Regions from separate parts of the Mus musculus genome. Here region 2 is linked to region 1. Evidence: chromatin loops called from intact Hi-C (ENCODE). Cell type or tissue: heart. All regions are shown on one strand.

The links. A loop is a pair of places that touch in the nucleus more often than their neighbours do. Peaks named below come from ENCODE experiments on the same cell type or tissue, not always from the same donor. Only the 100,000 strongest peaks of a DNase experiment are listed, where the experiment ranks them.
Region 2: a loop joins it to region 1, with 7 times the contacts of the local background. A loop is called at or near these places in 6 of 42 quality-filtered maps.

What each region holds. Positions count from the first base shown.
Region 1 is chr19:15,977,401-15,985,400 of GRCm38, forward strand. Cep78 (centrosomal protein 78) reads right to left here and starts at 7,589. Exons shown (of 15, transcript NM_198019.2): 1 at 7,213-7,589; 2 at 4,228-4,400; 3 at 4,065-4,137; 4 at 3,692-3,795; 5 at 1,381-1,555. The coding sequence starts at 7,480. C130060C02Rik (RIKEN cDNA C130060C02 gene) reads left to right here and starts at 7,675. Exons shown (of 3, transcript NR_045355.1): 1 at 7,675-7,892. In heart, CTCF peaks have their summits at 4,676 (motif pointing left) and 7,681; a DNase peak (open chromatin) is centred at 7,621; H3K4me3 peaks cover 1,360 bases; H3K27ac peaks cover 1,101 bases.
Region 2 is chr19:15,921,012-15,929,011 of GRCm38, forward strand. It overlaps Psat1 (phosphoserine aminotransferase 1), which reads right to left and starts at 4,048. Exons shown (of 9, transcript NM_177420.2): 1 at 3,853-4,048. The coding sequence starts at 3,912. In heart, CTCF peaks have their summits at 2,723 and 3,642; DNase peaks (open chromatin) are centred at 2,600, 3,240, 4,040 and 4,840; H3K4me3 peaks cover 2,836 bases; H3K27ac peaks cover 2,069 bases.

The DNA of each region.
Region 1 (8,000 bases):
TTCTTTTGTCAGAGTGCCCTTGGTCATGGTGTCTCTTCAGTGACTAAGACAGTAAGTTTTCTATCACAGCAGCAGAGCGCAGACCAGGCTAACAAAACGGAAAAAGGGCAGCCTTACACAAGCAGGAAGAGAGCTGCCTCTAAACCTGAGCTGTCAGCGCCCAACCCTGGGCTTTCCAGGTCCCAGAAGTCGGAGAAATAAGTGTCTGCTATGTAAGCCACCAGGCTGTAGCACTCTATAACAGCCTACACTAAGACACCTCTCGACACGAAGGACACAACCAACCAACTAAGCTGGCAGTAGTCCTCAATTTCACTAGAACATCAAATGACCACCAACTGTGGCAATGGAACCCAGGGCAGCAAGATGGCTCAGCAAGGAAAGGGATTTGCTGCCAAGCCAGACCACTCTAGTTTCATCCTTGATACCTACGTGGTGGAAGGAGGGAACCAAATTTTGCAAGTTGTCATCTGCCTTCTATGTGTGTACGTGGCACACAAACTCAGAACCACACCCACACCCAAAATAAATAAACAAATGTTTGTCTTTAAAATCTTAAAATTAAAACAGTAATAAGGTTAGCTAGAGTACGTCTTTTATTCTAGCACTCAGAAGGCAGAGGCAAGTTCTGTGAGTTCAAGACTAGCCTGGTCTTGGCTGGGCTGTGATGGCCTACGCCTTTAATCCCAGCATTTGGGAGGCAGAGGCAGGCGAATTTCTTAGTTCGAGGTCAGCCTGGTCTACAGAGTGAGTTCCAGGACAGCCAAGGCTACACAGAGAAACCTGTCTTGTGGGGGTGGGGGTGGGGGAAGACTAGCCTGGTCTACACAACAATTTCCAAACTATCCAGGGATACCTAGTCAGACTCTGTCTAGAATACAACAACAACAACAAAACAACAACATATAACTAATTTTATATATATATATATATATATAATTATATACATTTTATAGCATGTATATTAAAATAGTAATAAAGTATGGTTGTTGATTTATTTAATTAAGTCAAGATCATATATGAAAATGATTTAAAATGTGCATACAGTTAAAAAACAACAACAACAACAAATCTGGTACTAAGACTAGCACCCCAGAATACCTATACTCTAGATAAGGCCTGCACTGCTGAGCTCAGGAAAACTAAGTACTACATTTCACACACACACACACCTGTAAATAAAACTAGTGACTATAAGCTCTAAGTATACAGACAAATCTACTTTTTAAAGGCTGAAAATCTGCCAAAATGAACAGTAGAAACTTCTGGATGTTTTGATTACTGGTAACATTGTTTTCTCTGGAGAATATATGTGACTTCAGGATAAAAGTACAGTAAAAGCTGCTACAGTTTCCAATTTCCAGAGCTCATTGAACTTACCTCGAAGCCACAGGTCCTCACTAAGAGAGTCTGCAAAGGCACTTGCACCCTGGTCACCAATGAGTGTGTTGCAGTTCAGTGTGATGCGCCGTAAGCCAGCCATGCAGTCCAGATCGGGTCTCCTGTAGCGGAGGCTCTCCGCCCAGGTTTCTTCATGCCTTCTCATGGTTTGATACTTCAAAAATAACAGCATGGAATCAGACACCGGAGAAGGAAACTGGGCATGGCTGATTATATACCACACCCCCCAAGTACAAATTTGGCCACAATCTGCCCTCAGAATCTCACCACAGGGCTTGATTGTATGAACCGTCACAGGTGACAGCAGCCCAACAGTTATGTAAAAAGACAATTTACTGAAGTTTAAGAACATTTATTTTCCTTTCTGTCACATTAAAGGACTGGTTTAACATTACTACAGTTCTAAACTCTATCCTGTAATGATCTCCATTACAATTTAAATATTTAGCATGTATCATGGTTACTAAAAAGCTATATAAAGCTGAATAAATACTTTGTGTGTTTTATGTATACCAAAATAACAGAATCTGTGTGTGTGTATGTGTATGTGTGTGTATGTGTGTGTGTGTGTGTGTGTGTGTGTGTGTGTGTGTGTGTGCACGCGCGCATGCATGCGTGTGCGTGTTTGCATGTGTTTGCGGGATGTTGAGGTTGTTCCTCAATAGCCAGAGCCATGGGCATGCTAAGCAAAGTGCTCTACTACTGAATAGTCAGGCCAACAAGTACAACTTTTAGATGATAAAAAGATACATTCAGAGGCTGTAACATCATCTTTTAAAATAATGGCTCACATATACTTCTTAGTCTTACATACCTACCATCTTTAGTATCCTAGAATAAGCAAAAAGAATCTGACATGCCTTAAGTAAAAACTATTTGATTTTTTAATCACAGTTGTAGCCTTTAAGACTGTAACCAATTCTCTGTATTCACCAGGTAAACTTTGCTCACCCAGACACTACAAGGAAAAAAAGCCTTCCCACTTGAACATGAAAAGAGCCAAGCAGCTATGAAATGGCACCATGAGTAATGTTGATGCCACTTTTCTAAGAATGACTACAGCAAAGCAACAAGCAATAAACACTGCACAAGGCTGTCCTAGGGAAGGCAGCGCAGAGCCTCAGAGTGAACAGGGATTTTACAGAGGTGAAGCAACTTGCCTATGGTCGCAGATAGTAGATGGGTGAGGGCTAAACGCAAAGCCACACCCATACACTTAGCTAGGCCAGTGGTAAGGCCTATCATAGCATGCTAAGTCCAGTGTCTATCAGGGCTTCAGAGTGTTCATGGGCAGCCTAGGCAACTCAGAGAGAACTAGTCTCAAAAGAAAAAGCCAAAAGCACAGGTAGGCTATAGCCCAGTGGTAGAGCACTTGCCCAAAGTGTTGGCTTTAGTTCAGTCCCCAGCAGGAACCCCCCAACACACACACACCCCAACAACAATGAAAACCTCACAAAATCTAATCACCATACCAGAAAACTGAATCCACGTTCTTAACCATTATTTATCACAAGGGTCAGAGGTTTACTCTGTAAAGGTCCAAAAATAAACATTTTCAGCTCCATGGGTCAGTTTCCTTCGCCAGCTACTCAACTCTCCTGATGTAAGGCAGCCAGTTACCATGCACACAGCTGGGCAGGCTGTGCTCTTCAGCACCCTTAGTTGCAAAAATCATGTAATGGGCTACATTTGGTCCATAGCCCTGAGTTCTATCTTTGATCTGTGCCATCAAACTACAAAATCAAGGCAGCCAAGGTGACGTACACCTTTAATCACTTGGGAGGCTGGAGGAAAAAGACCAAAGCAGATTCCTGGCATGCAAGCATGACAGCACAATGAGTCTGATCACAGACTGGACCACAAAGCCATATCCTGTCTCAACCCCACTAACCCCAAACAAACAAACAAACAAACAACAAAAACCTCCAAAAAGGCTCGTGTCAAACGGTTAAGTAACTTTAGTCCTAATGTAGTAGTTACTGCAACTATAAAAACTGTATGAACTGTTTTTATTAGTTTATAAATAATTGGAGACTGTAATAGTAGTTTCTTCTGGTGCTGCAATGTTTTCAACAACTAAAATAACAAGTATTCATGAAGTATGATACTTTAAAGTCTTTATTTTTAAGATTAAATGTGTATCTTTAAGGGTCAGAATCCCAAGCTAGACAATGGTTATAGCATGCAATGAAACTAAAATTGCAGTCTATGCACTGGTAAGACAAACATTACTGCAACCCCACACCAAAGTATTAATGTGCTTTAATCACATTTGTCATTCAAAGGTCACCTTTAAGATCTTGGCCATATGACAGGCTCCTTGCCATGTCAGATTACACCCTGTAAAGTTGACGGTCTTGAGAGTGACAGAGTTCTTTATACCTTGACAAATAACTGAAAGAAAAAGACACACAGTAAGACCACGTGCCTGCCAATGTGGTCAGTCTCGGTTTCCTCGCAGTCTTCAAGCTATGCCAGTTTAAGGTGTATCCCTAAAGTCACTTTCCACCACCCTCCAGCCACTAACAGATGGGTTAGCATCTGAGCAGGCACAGGAAGGAGGCAGCTCAGGTGGAAGCAGCAGCCCCCAAAGACAGAGTTATCAGCACACAGACAAACATGAGACCACCCTCCCAGGACAAGTGTTAAATGACTTGACTCACTTTCTAAACCTCCATCTCCAATTGGACAATTTGCAAGAGACAAGTGCACCAAAGAGGTTGATTTACTCAGTCCCTTAATAGAAAAAAGTAAAATATGTATTGAGTATTTCCCCACCAAAACCAGCTTTCAAATGTTGCAGGTGACATGGACAACAAGGCTTACCTTTGTTAGACTAGTCAAATCTCTCTCTCTCAGAATCAGCCCATTTAGCTCCAGATTTCTTAGCACCCCTGATACACTTAAGCAGCCTCTAAGAGCCTTACATAACTGGAAGCTTATGTCTTTGGATCTCACTGCAGGAACTCGATTCCTACAAATTCGGTGTGTATCAGCACCTAAAATAAATTCAGTAAGTCAGTGATCAGTAAAATCGGTAATGTCAATCGTACAATTTTAGTATGCCAAGGCACAGAAATGAACCATGTCCTTAAAGACAAATTTCACAGCCACAAGAGATATAGAAACACAAACCACGCACGGTGTTTTTTCTTACGGAGTCAGAGAAGTTGCACCTACGGCCTGGCTTCAAGAAAGCCCTCAATTTACACATAAGAGAAAGGAGTAGACTGTGTGTACAAAGGGGTCCAAGCCTGACACCTGCTGGACAGTATAAATGCTGCAGGTGTGAAAAGAGGCTGAACCAAGTCCACTAGAGTTGGCTTTTATAACACATGTGATGAGGACCAAAGCTACCAATAATGATGCTTAGAAAAACTTGCCTCAATGTTGGACCAATTACCAATTAGACAAAGGGATGACCAGAGAGGCACCTAAACCACACAGGTTAGGAAAAGCACCCCTTCCAGCAGGTCTGGCGAGAGTGTAAAGGAGGCACAAACTGCAGTTAGTAGGTGCTGGTTCTGTGCTAAGTGAGACCATCTACACAGAGGGAAACTGAGTTCAAGACAGCAAAGCCAGCCAGGAGCTTCTTCAATAGTACAGTCAAAACAGCTGAGAGAGAGAAACAAGTCGTGTCTAGGAGGCTAACACCCACAGCCTATACCCACTGGATATGAGACATGGAAATATTGCAAAGAATGCCTTATGCTAGACATAAAATACTAGCATGATCAGGTAGGCCTGCCTTGACTCTAAGTCATCTTCTTTCATCGTTCCTTAAATCTGGGCCATTACTATGGCAGTCAAGGGCCAGACTTTCAAATCTGCCCCTAGCAAATCTAGCTCATCACACCTTCCCTTTCCAATAGTAACTTGCAGACACTTAGCACACACAACACGCTTTAACCAAAGAATCCACAACAGGCTTGTTTCAATGGATTTTATATGTGTGAGAATTTAAATTTAAAATATGAAACTCTGGCCTTAGGTTGCCTACAACACAGGTTTTCCTTACATGATACCACTCTTAAAAATAAAAAAGCAAAGGGGTGGGGGGGGGGGAGAGAAAGGAAAGAAGGAAGAAAGGAGGAAAGAGAAAGAGATAGAGAAGGAAATTAGGAACTGAGATGACCAGACTGATAAAGGTACTTGCAGGAAAAAATGTTGAGGACCCAAACTTGGATGGCCAGCAAAGTAAAAGCCTATATGTAATCTGTGAAGGAACAAAAGATGATCCCTAGGGCAAACTAGCTAGCCAGACAAAGGAATCAGTGAGTCCCCTGGGGGGGGGGGCGGGGCAGGAAGGGGAGAAGAACCTGCCTGAGTAAACAAATGGGAAAGCTGAAAGACATTCAGGGCCAACCTCTAGACTCTATGCACACAACGTGTGTATGTGTACACATGCCACGTACACGTGTGTGCACACACATGCCACATACATATAAACACACAAACAACTATTTGCAAATCTAAAAATAAAACGGAGTGTGAAAAATCAGCTGGAAGGATGGCCCAGTAGTTAAGGGCATTTGCTGCACTGGAGTTCCGTGATCCCAGAACCCACATAAACCAGGCGTCAGGAGCAGGACTTCTAACTCCAGCATGGAAGGGGCGGAGTCAAGAGAGCAGTTGGGGCTTATTGGCTTCCAGCCAAACTAAGAAAACAGACCCTGTCTCTCTCAAAAAATAAATAAATAAAATAAAATAAAAAATAAATTTAAAAAATGGGTGAAGAGCCATCAAAGGACACCCAACACCCCTTTCTTGTTTCTGAGTGTGCACATACGCCAATACTAAGATACACAAACACACAAATATGCAAATCAGTAAGGAACATATATATTGGATGGTAATTTTTTTTTTTTGGCTTCTGGGCGGGTGTTCATGAATGACCATAGAAGCACCACAAAGACTTGGCTGGGAGTTACAAAAATTCAAATGAAAGGAACTTGTAAATACGTTATCTGCAAATAACCAGAGTCAACTGTTTTACAACGGGTTCGTCAAAAATAATAGTTCCAGTCGGGCAGTGGTGGCGCACGCCTTCAATCCCAGCACTCGAGAGGCAGAGGCAGGCCAGACTCTGAGTTCAAGGCCAGCCTGGTCTACAGAGTGAGTTCCAAGATAGCCAGGGCTACACAGAGAAACCCTGTCTCTCAAATAAATAAATAAATAAATAAATAAATAAATAAATAAATAAATAAATAAATAAATAAAAGAAACAAATAATAATAGTCCCTTGGGCTGGAGAGATGGCTCAATGGTTGGACATACTTGCTGCTCTTGCAAAGGATGCGAGTTCGGTTCCCAGCATCCATATGGTGGTTCACATATGGACTCCGACCTCTTACCCCCTTTTCTGTACTCCGCAGGCACTGCACACACATAGTGCACATACACACGCGAAGGCAAAACCCTCAAATATTTTTCTAAAAATCAAAAAAGACGTCCCTGATTATTTTTTTGTTATACATTTTTTTCTTTCCATCTTTAACCTTCTCCTTTTCTGTATTAAACTTGCAATTACGAATGAAGGGAGATTGTACATTTAAACCCCTAAAAGAAGAGAGGGCAGGGACCATTTGCTAAATTATCACGCATATTCCCCTCGGGGTGCAGAGTTGGTCATCCTCGCTGTAATAAGGGGCAGTGTCGAGTTCTACTCCCTAGCTTGACTACTCCAGACAACGGACCGAGGCGGCAACCTGCAAGGGAGGCGGCGGCAAAAACTCCTTTGTGGCTAGGTGGAGGCCGCTTCGCAGGCTGATCCTGCACCGGGCTCCCACTTCTCCGACCAAACCCTCGCACCTCCGGACCGCAGAACTGTTTCCCCGAGCCACGGCTGGAAGGAGCTCTTGATGGCCACCAGCGGCAGGTCGCGGTTCACCCTGAGCGTGCTGAGCAGCGGTGCCCAGTCCACCGCGCGCAGCCGGTCGGCATTGAAGTCCAGCACGCCGTCCCGCAGGCAGGCGCGCACGGCGGGCAGCGGCACGGAGTCCTGCAGCGCGCACAGGTACTCGTAGTGCGAGAAGAAGTCGGCCGCGCAGTCGCGCCGGAGCTTCACCGAGTCGATCATGACCGGCAACCCCGGGGACCTCCACCAGCCGCCCCGCGCCGCCTCCCGCCACGCCTCGGGCGGTTAGCGCCCGCTCTGGGAGCCGCCGCCGCCGTTCTAGTCACCGGCGAGCTCCCGCGGGCGACGTGCGCATGCGTCGGCGCGCTCGCTGTGCGTCAGAGCGCGGGCCACGCCCACCCGGGCTCGCTACGTCCAACGCGCCATCAGCTGGAGGCGAGTAGATGCTCTGCAGTGAGCGCGCCTCTGGGTACCAAAAGTGAGGTGCAATGGAGTGACGACCTGAGAACCGGGCTTGACCTGAGAACTGAGAAGCGGGTTTAGCCTCGAGAAGACTGTTAGAAGCGCTCAACTGTTTATGCTTCCTCACCGAGAGAAGTCACAAGAAGAATTTCCCAACACGTATGCAAACCAGGTGGCTTCCTTCCTCTCTTCTTTGGGTTAGGCAAAGCTAGAGTTTAGCTTAGTATCCTCCATTGATGGTGGATATTTCTCTCCCTCTCTATCTCTCTATGTGTTGTTT
Region 2 (8,000 bases), 56 kb before region 1:
GAAGATGTCAGTCAGCAAGCTCTGCACACATGCCTGGACGGCAGAGACGGCTGAGGCCTGGGAGGAGCCAAGCCCCACCACCCCCAGCCTCACAAGTACAACTTACACAAGCTGAGCCTGAAACTACGCAACATGATTGATTCGAGGTATTTTTTCAAAAACATAAATTTACCAATTTCCTAGAAACCTCATTCACCTCTCTCTTAAAGCTCACTTACTAAACATATAAAGTTCTCAGTTTAGAGACCAACAAGAACAAAGGCTATGTTATGTCCAAATCATACAGGCAGGACATTTGGGAGGGGAGCACTAAGAATATTGATAGGTGGCAATGGCAAGAACCTGCCGTGAATTAAAATAAACTCAGGAGCCGAAGCTATACTATATGATAGATAGTATTGATAAATATAGATAGATAGAGCCGGGCGTGGTGGCGCACGCCTTTAATCCCAGCACTCGGGAGGCAGAGGCAGGCGGATTTCTGAGTTCGAGGCCAGCCTGGTCTACAAAGTGAGTTCCAGGTCAGCCAGGACTACACAGAGAAACTCTGTCTCTAAAAACCAAAAAAAAAAAAATATATATATATATAGATAGATAGATAGATAGATAGATAGATATAGAGCAGTTGCTTAGCACATAGGAAGCCCTGGGTTTCATCTGCAGCAAGCTGGGGGGGGAGGGGGGAGGTGGAGGAAAGAGAAAATGTATTCAACCCAGACTGAAAGAAAGGTTTTCATTCAGCTGTGGGCTGCATCTTGACTTTGCATACGATTATTCCATTCTGATAAGGCAGCCTTTGAAGGGCCATGGGGACTTACCGATGTGACATTAATTGGGAAACCAATTACTCACATAAATTTCTCTTACTAAATCAAATAAGCAGTATCAATTCCCCTATAGTGCAATGGAAACCGGAAGCTAGAGATGTAGCTCAGTGGTATAAAATGTGTTGGGCACACTGGGGACCCTTGGTTCAATCCCCAACACCAAAAGAAAGGAAATCAGGAGAGACCAAGGAAAGGAAGGAGTCAGAAGTAGAAGGAAGGGTGGAGAGAGAAATAGAACATATGACATAGGTTCTCCTTATCTAAACCAGGAAATTAAAAAAAGAAAAAACTATTATAACTACAAGGGGGGGGGCTCAGTATGCCTAAATAAGAATGTCAATTATGTTGAATGTAGCTTAGACAAGAAATGGATCCTGGCGGGTAAATAAAAGATATCCATAATAAAGAAAGGTTCAGGCCGGGTGTGGGGGTGCATGCCTTTAGGCCCAGCACTCAGAGGACAGACGCAGATGGATCTCTGTGAGTTCAAGGCCAGCCTGGTCTATGAGAGTTCTAGGACAGCCAGAGTGCTGTAAAGAGACCCTGTCTCAAAACAAAGACAGAAAAATAAATAAATGCTCTAAAATTAAACACCAAGTGCAAAAGACACTGTGAGACGCTCGCTGTGAGAAAGAATCTAATTGGTAGATGCCATCGAGACACTAGTTAAGGCCCAGTGTGCTGACAGGAGCCTTTATCCCAGCACTTGGGAAGCAGAAGTAAGCAGATATCTGAGTTTGAAGGTAGCTTGGTCTAAATAATTAGTAACAGGTCAGCCAGGGTTATATAATGAGACCTTATCTCAAACAAACAAGAAGAGATACCATTTAAGAACTGTCGTAGATAGGAGTTCGGTAACTTAAACCTGTAGAAGACTGACAAGGGTACAAATCCTATCCTGCTAATCTAGCTTAAAAAGAGAGAGAGGTAGAGAGAAAGAGAGAACAAGATATCATTAAATTTTATGTTGAAACTGCACTGGCCATGTGTGTGTGTAATATATGTTTATCTCAATATGTATGTGTATATATATATATAGTGTGTGTGTATATATATACAATTTGAGTAAATTTTAGTTTATACATTCATATTCTAAAAGAAACACCTGCAACAAAAACAGAATCTTAGTTTTTTATATATGTAGGAGTATGATACACACACACACACACATATATATAAATCAAAAACATTCAAGTTAAATTTCAGTGAACACATCCCTATTAAAAGAAGCACCTGGGACAGAGTCTTGGGTTTTGTGCGTTCAACAGGATTAAACAGGACCTGCCTCAGCAAACAGCAAGCAGGAGCTCTACCAGATCCCGTCCCCCTACTATCTGAAACCATCTTTGAACTTATTTTCAGTCTTTTTTTTAATTTATCTTAGTATTCATTTATTTGTACATCTACCCTCTGAAGCCAGAAGACCTCCGATACCCTGGAGCTTAAGATTTACAAGAGGTTTACTCCAGCAGTGAATTTTTCCAAGTGCCTTCCTTTAAATGATGGCCGGAGAAGTCATGGAAGAGATGGCTCAGCTGGGACAAGCACAGACTGCTCTTCCAGGAGTTGCAGTTGGAGCTCCAGAGCCCACATCAGCTAGCTCACAACCACCTCTAAGTCACTTCCTCAGGCACTTGACCCATGCGCGTACACACACCCACACACAGACACACCCATACATGAATTTTGAAAGCTTCGAAACTAAATCAAGAAGGCTTACTACATTGAAGTTAATCGCACATGCCTGTAATTCCTACATGCTGACTATTTTTGTCAACTTGACACTGTGGGCGGTGCCACCCCCGGGCTGGTGATCCTGAGTGCTATAAAGACTGAGAAAGCCACGGAGAGCAGGCCAGAAAGCAGCGCCCCTCCATGGCCTCTGCGTCAGCTCCTGCCTCCAGGTCCCTGTCCTCATTGCTTTTGATAATGAACTGTTATAGGGAACTGTGAGTGAAATAAACCCTTCCTTCCACTAGTTGCTTTTGGCCACAGTGTTTCATCACAGCAATAGTAACCCTAAGTAAGACACTGCTCTCTTGGGAGGTGGAGGCAGGAATAGTTCAAAACCAGCGTGCGGTACAAAGTAAATTCTAGGCTAGCCTGTACTGAGAGACACTGCCTTACCTAACCTGGCAAAAACAAAACAAAACAAACAAACAAACAAACAAACAAAAAACCCAGAGCTTTCCAAAACAGAGAGGGATGGGGGTGGGGGAGATCTCCCAGAAGGTCCCACAGTTCTACCAAAGACCGTCATGTAAGATGAACTGCAATGGCTGCAGAAAAAGCCCTGTTCTCAGCTTGTGTCGCTGTCCCTACAAAAGAAAGGCGTCTTTCCCTCTCTCACACTATCCTGTTTCTACCCCAACAGAGACCGTGGTGTCCCGGGGAGATCGCCAGGGTTCAACAAAAGATAATTGTACAATTCTTGGCCATGCCTGCGAGCTGTGGCAAGCGGTTACCAGATAGCAGCTTGGACAGCTGGTCCATGGGCTCCCGGCCACGAGAGGCATCTCATTCCGCACAGCTGGGGTGCGGGAGGAACCCGTGCAGGATGGGACGGGATGACACACCGATCAAGTGAATGGAACTTGGCCAAACAGACCAAAGCCTTTCAGAGTCTGAGGAGACAGGCAGGTTTCCAGGAGAAAGGCTTAAGGGCTGGGTGGGTTCGGTGGAGGCGAAGAGGGAGAAGCCGGCAGCTTTCAATTTCCGAGTTCTGAGGACTATGCTCCCAGCGCCCGGAGCTTAGCCTGCGCTCCCCGGAAGGAAACGTGCCGCCCCGACCGCCCATTCATTCACACTCCTACGCTCGCCTGTGCACGCGGGAGCCGCAGAGGCCACGCCACCAGGAGGCCGGCTGGAAGTGAACGCCCGCGTCTGTGCACAGGAGCGCATTTCGGCCTCAGCAACTATCTCTCCACGGCGGCATCCCTGCTCACCGCTGTCTGTATCTCAACACCCGCATCCCGACGCCCCACATCCCGATGCCCGCACTCCGACCAAACCCCAGCCACCTTACCGAGTGTGGCAGCTTGGCAGGCCCGGGCCCAAAGTTAACCACTTGCTTGGTGGCTTCCATGGTGCTAAGGCGACAGCAGGGGAAGTGGCAGGAGCAGAGACCACGCGAACAGCCCGCGTCTCCGGATGCAAAGGCAGAGCGGGCTTCAGCCTGCTGAGTCGGCGCTCCATTGGTTCGCTGTCTCAGGCCGCTCACTGATTGGCTCTCGCTCAGAAGCTCCCCTCCCTATTGGCCACGCTCACTATCGGAGTCTACGATCAATCAACTCCTCCTGGAGTTTAGAATTTCAATCGGCTTTAGCGGTCAACGCAAGAGAGCAGGGGATTGCACCAGCCACCCGCGTGGCGAGGTGCCTTCTGCCTTCGCGCACCTCTGGGCGCAGAGTCCCCTGCCCTGGCCTCTGAACAACTTCGAGGTGGCGCGCAAACCCATTGCTCCTGGCCCACCTCCAGCTGAGCTGGGCTATGCTGCATTTGTCCCAGAGCCAGTCCCCACTGTTCACCGGACTTTCCTAAGACCCTCACAGACACTCCGACGTAGAGACAGGACACTCAAAGAAGGAGGTGCAGCGTGTAGAAATGGTTGAAGAGTGCGGTCATAGGATTGTGACCTGGTGCACCTGATAATCCCAGCAGGGTAAATCAGGAGGATAGCTACGTGGAGGCCAGCCACACTACGTGGAGGGTCCCTGTCTCAAAAATCACATACGAAGCCTTTGTATTTGCACTTGCGCTCTAGCTCACTGCCCCACGGGTGGCTACGAACTTTGGGGGCAGCCCCACCCCACCCCTACCGCCACCCCCACCCTCATCGCGGACAGCCTCTTTCAAGTCGCTGAGTCTCTGTTCTCTCATTATCTCTTTCATGAACTGAGGAGCAGGAACCTGAATGTTGGCTCTTGTGCAGGAGGTCCTCAAGTTGTGAGGAGGTATTAACGGGAGCACAATATAGTCAGGGCCGGAGGAATGTGGCCCTGAGCCGAGCTGGGCACAGTGCCACATCTGTTCAAACTTTTCCACACAAGTTCCCTTTTCAAAGGAGTTGTGCTGGAGGCTCGCTTGAGATTCTGGAACAAGAAGGCCCCTTCTATGCTAGGGTAGTTCTTTTGAAGTCCAGAACATTTTAAAAGCATTTTTCCCTCTACTTTGCAGTTTCACCCAGATTCCTTTACTATGAAAACATTTTCCCAAGTTCTTTTGTACAATGGATGGCAGGAATAGGCACCGTGCCTACTGAGCGTTAATGCTGATCTCCGCATCTGTGGCCTCAGTTTGACAGGCGTGCAATTCAGCCTTTGAGCATTTGGGCTCTTGTTTGTTTCCCATAACCTGTAGAAGGGGTGTGGCTGTGAACAGAAACACTGCTTTGAGTCTGGGAGTAGTAGAGCAAAATTGTTAGAAAAGGCCGAATAAAGCCAGGTCCACGGCCTTCTTCAGCACCTTAGTTTAAAAACTTACATAGCTGGAGATAGGCGGTGTCTTACTGGGGAGGTAGAAGTAGAGGTAAGCCTTAAGTTCAAGGCCAGCCTGATCTACAGAGCAAATTCCAGGACAGCCAGGACTATACAAAGGAACTTGGTAAACTTTATTCACCTGATTTAACTGTTGTCTGGAGCTTAACTTAGGCCTAGTCCTGGAAGCTTCTGGCCTCTGTATAATCTAATCTAGACCCATAAAATTTTCAGCCTCTGAGATTTACTGCTCAATACGCTCACATTTTCTGGCTCTTTCCAAATTCTTGTTGGCTGGTTCAACTCCGCTGTTCTGGCTCAAAACTCCTCTTCAAGCCAGGTGATTCTATCTTGTTTCTTTCTCAAGCTCTCCTGAAATTCTCTGCTTGGCCTCATACTAACTTGGCAACCTACTCTAATCTCCTGGCTCCTCGTTCCCTGGCTTGTTCTGTCTTTACCTGTATCTAGCTTGTTTTCTCTTCAACCTGTCACTGTACAACTGTCCCAATAAGACTGCCTCCTTTCTCTCTCCCTCCCAGTCCCTCTCCTCTCCTCTCCTCTCCTCTCCTCTCCTCTCCTCTCCTCTCCTCTCCTCTCCTCTCCTCTCCTCTCCTCTCCTCTCCTCTCTGCTCTCTTTAGTAGCTTTCTTTCCTCTCCTTGTAAGAGTTGAACATATGGAGCCGGGCGTGGTGGCGCACGCCTTTAATCCCAGCACTCGGGAGGCAGAGGCAGGCGGATTTCTGAGTTCAAGGCCAGCCTGGTCCACAAAGTGAGCTCCAGGACAGCCAGAGCTATAAAGAGAAACCCTGTCTCGAAAAACCAAAAAAAAAAAAAAAAAAAAAAAAAAAAAGAGTTGAACATATTCTCCTCTGTCAAATCTTTCTCTGATTCATCACTTTGTCTGCCACTCAGCACTTTCAAACATGGCTGCTTCCTTCTATAAACCAGCTTTTAGTTTTAATTTTACTTTACTTTTTGGTTTGCTAACTTTTAGTTTTAACTTTACTCCCTTCCTTGTTTTGGGATTAAAAGTGTATACTAAGGGATGAACCACACCACACTGGAAACAAGTTATTTCAGTAAATAATACAAACTCCGGGGTTCACAGTGAGATCCAATATCCTGCAACAACTTGGTCTTTAAAAACAAGAAAAGAAGGGCTGGAGAGATGGCTCAGTGGTTAAGAGCACTGACTGCTCTTCCAAGGTCCTGAGTTCAATTCCCAGCAATCACATGGTAGCTCACAACCATCTGTGCTGGGATCTGATGTCCTCTTCTGATGTGTCTGAAGAGAGTGACAGTTTACTCACATACATAAAACAAATAAATCTTAAACAACAATAAAAACAAGAAAAGAAAAGAATTTTGAAAAGAGGAAAAGAAAATTGCATAAATGAACAGTTTCATTCCCAGGCCTTAAACCAGATAAATAGATTCAACAATACCCACTGTTTTATGTAATATAGTGGTTTTAAACAATCAGAGAGAGAGAGTGTGTGTGAGTTAATCTACTAGAACAGTGTTTGCTTTCTCTGAGCTCTAAACCCAAGTCCAGTCCCAGAGAGTGAATGGGGATGAGGCAGGATAGAAGGACAGGGAAGAAAATCAAGTTTCCCACACTGCATGCGGTTTGCTTAATGAGGATCAAGAAACTGAATATAGAGCTGGAGAGCCGAGTCAGTGGTTAAGAGAACTGGAGAACTGTCTGCTCTTCCAAAGACCCGAATTTAATTCCCAGGACCCACTACATGGCAGTTCAGAACCATCTCTAATTCCAGTCCCAGGAGACTTGACACCCACCTCTGACTTCAGGGCAAACAAAACACCCATATGCATAAAATAAAAATAATAAAAGTTGTAAAAATAATCCATCACAGCTGACAAGGCCAAAATTGTCAACAGAGATGATGTGTGTTTTCCCAAACACTTCCCAAATAAGGATATTAAAAACAACCAGCTAGGGTTAAAAATATAGTTCAATGATAGAACTCTTGCTTGGTATTCATGAAGCCCTGGGTCCAGTTCTCAGCACCAGCTTGCTTAGAGGCAGCTTGCTTGTCAGTAGGGCCAGAAAGATAACTCAGTGGGTAAAGGTGCTTGCCACCAAGCCTGATGACCTGACCCATGTCTCATATGCACCTCCCTGCAAAATTAAGTACATAAATGTGTAAAAACAGCATGTCTGTGAGTTCTCATCCCTAAATCTCAGCAACCATAAACCTCATAAAACCACCTTACAGTTCCATTATCAAAGGAAATTCTTTAAGAGAAGTAACTAAACTAGCCCGTTCATTTCTTTAATTTTTACCAAAAGTTCTAAGCTTTGCTGAACCTTTAAACTACTGGAATTTACAGCCTGTGAACAACGTAGTTTAAAGCCATGGAATCCTACATTCAGCCACTGCAAAGACAGCTGTGTGACTATCTATTTGGAAGCCCACATCCCTGTCTTCAGTGGACGTTATCCTTCTCAAATGGTCTCTCTGTCTAGATATTTAATAAACTCACTAACTGCTTCGCTCTGACTTGTCCTGAAATTGTTTTCTGCGGCAGAGTCAATGATCTGGCTTTATCTGAGCAGAGGTCACTAAGGAGAAGGGATTCTTCAGGCTACTGGCACAGTGCTGGGCTCTTCTCCCTACCCACTGACAGGAGAAAATGACTACACATTCATTCTGCCCTCTGTCCCAGGAAACCT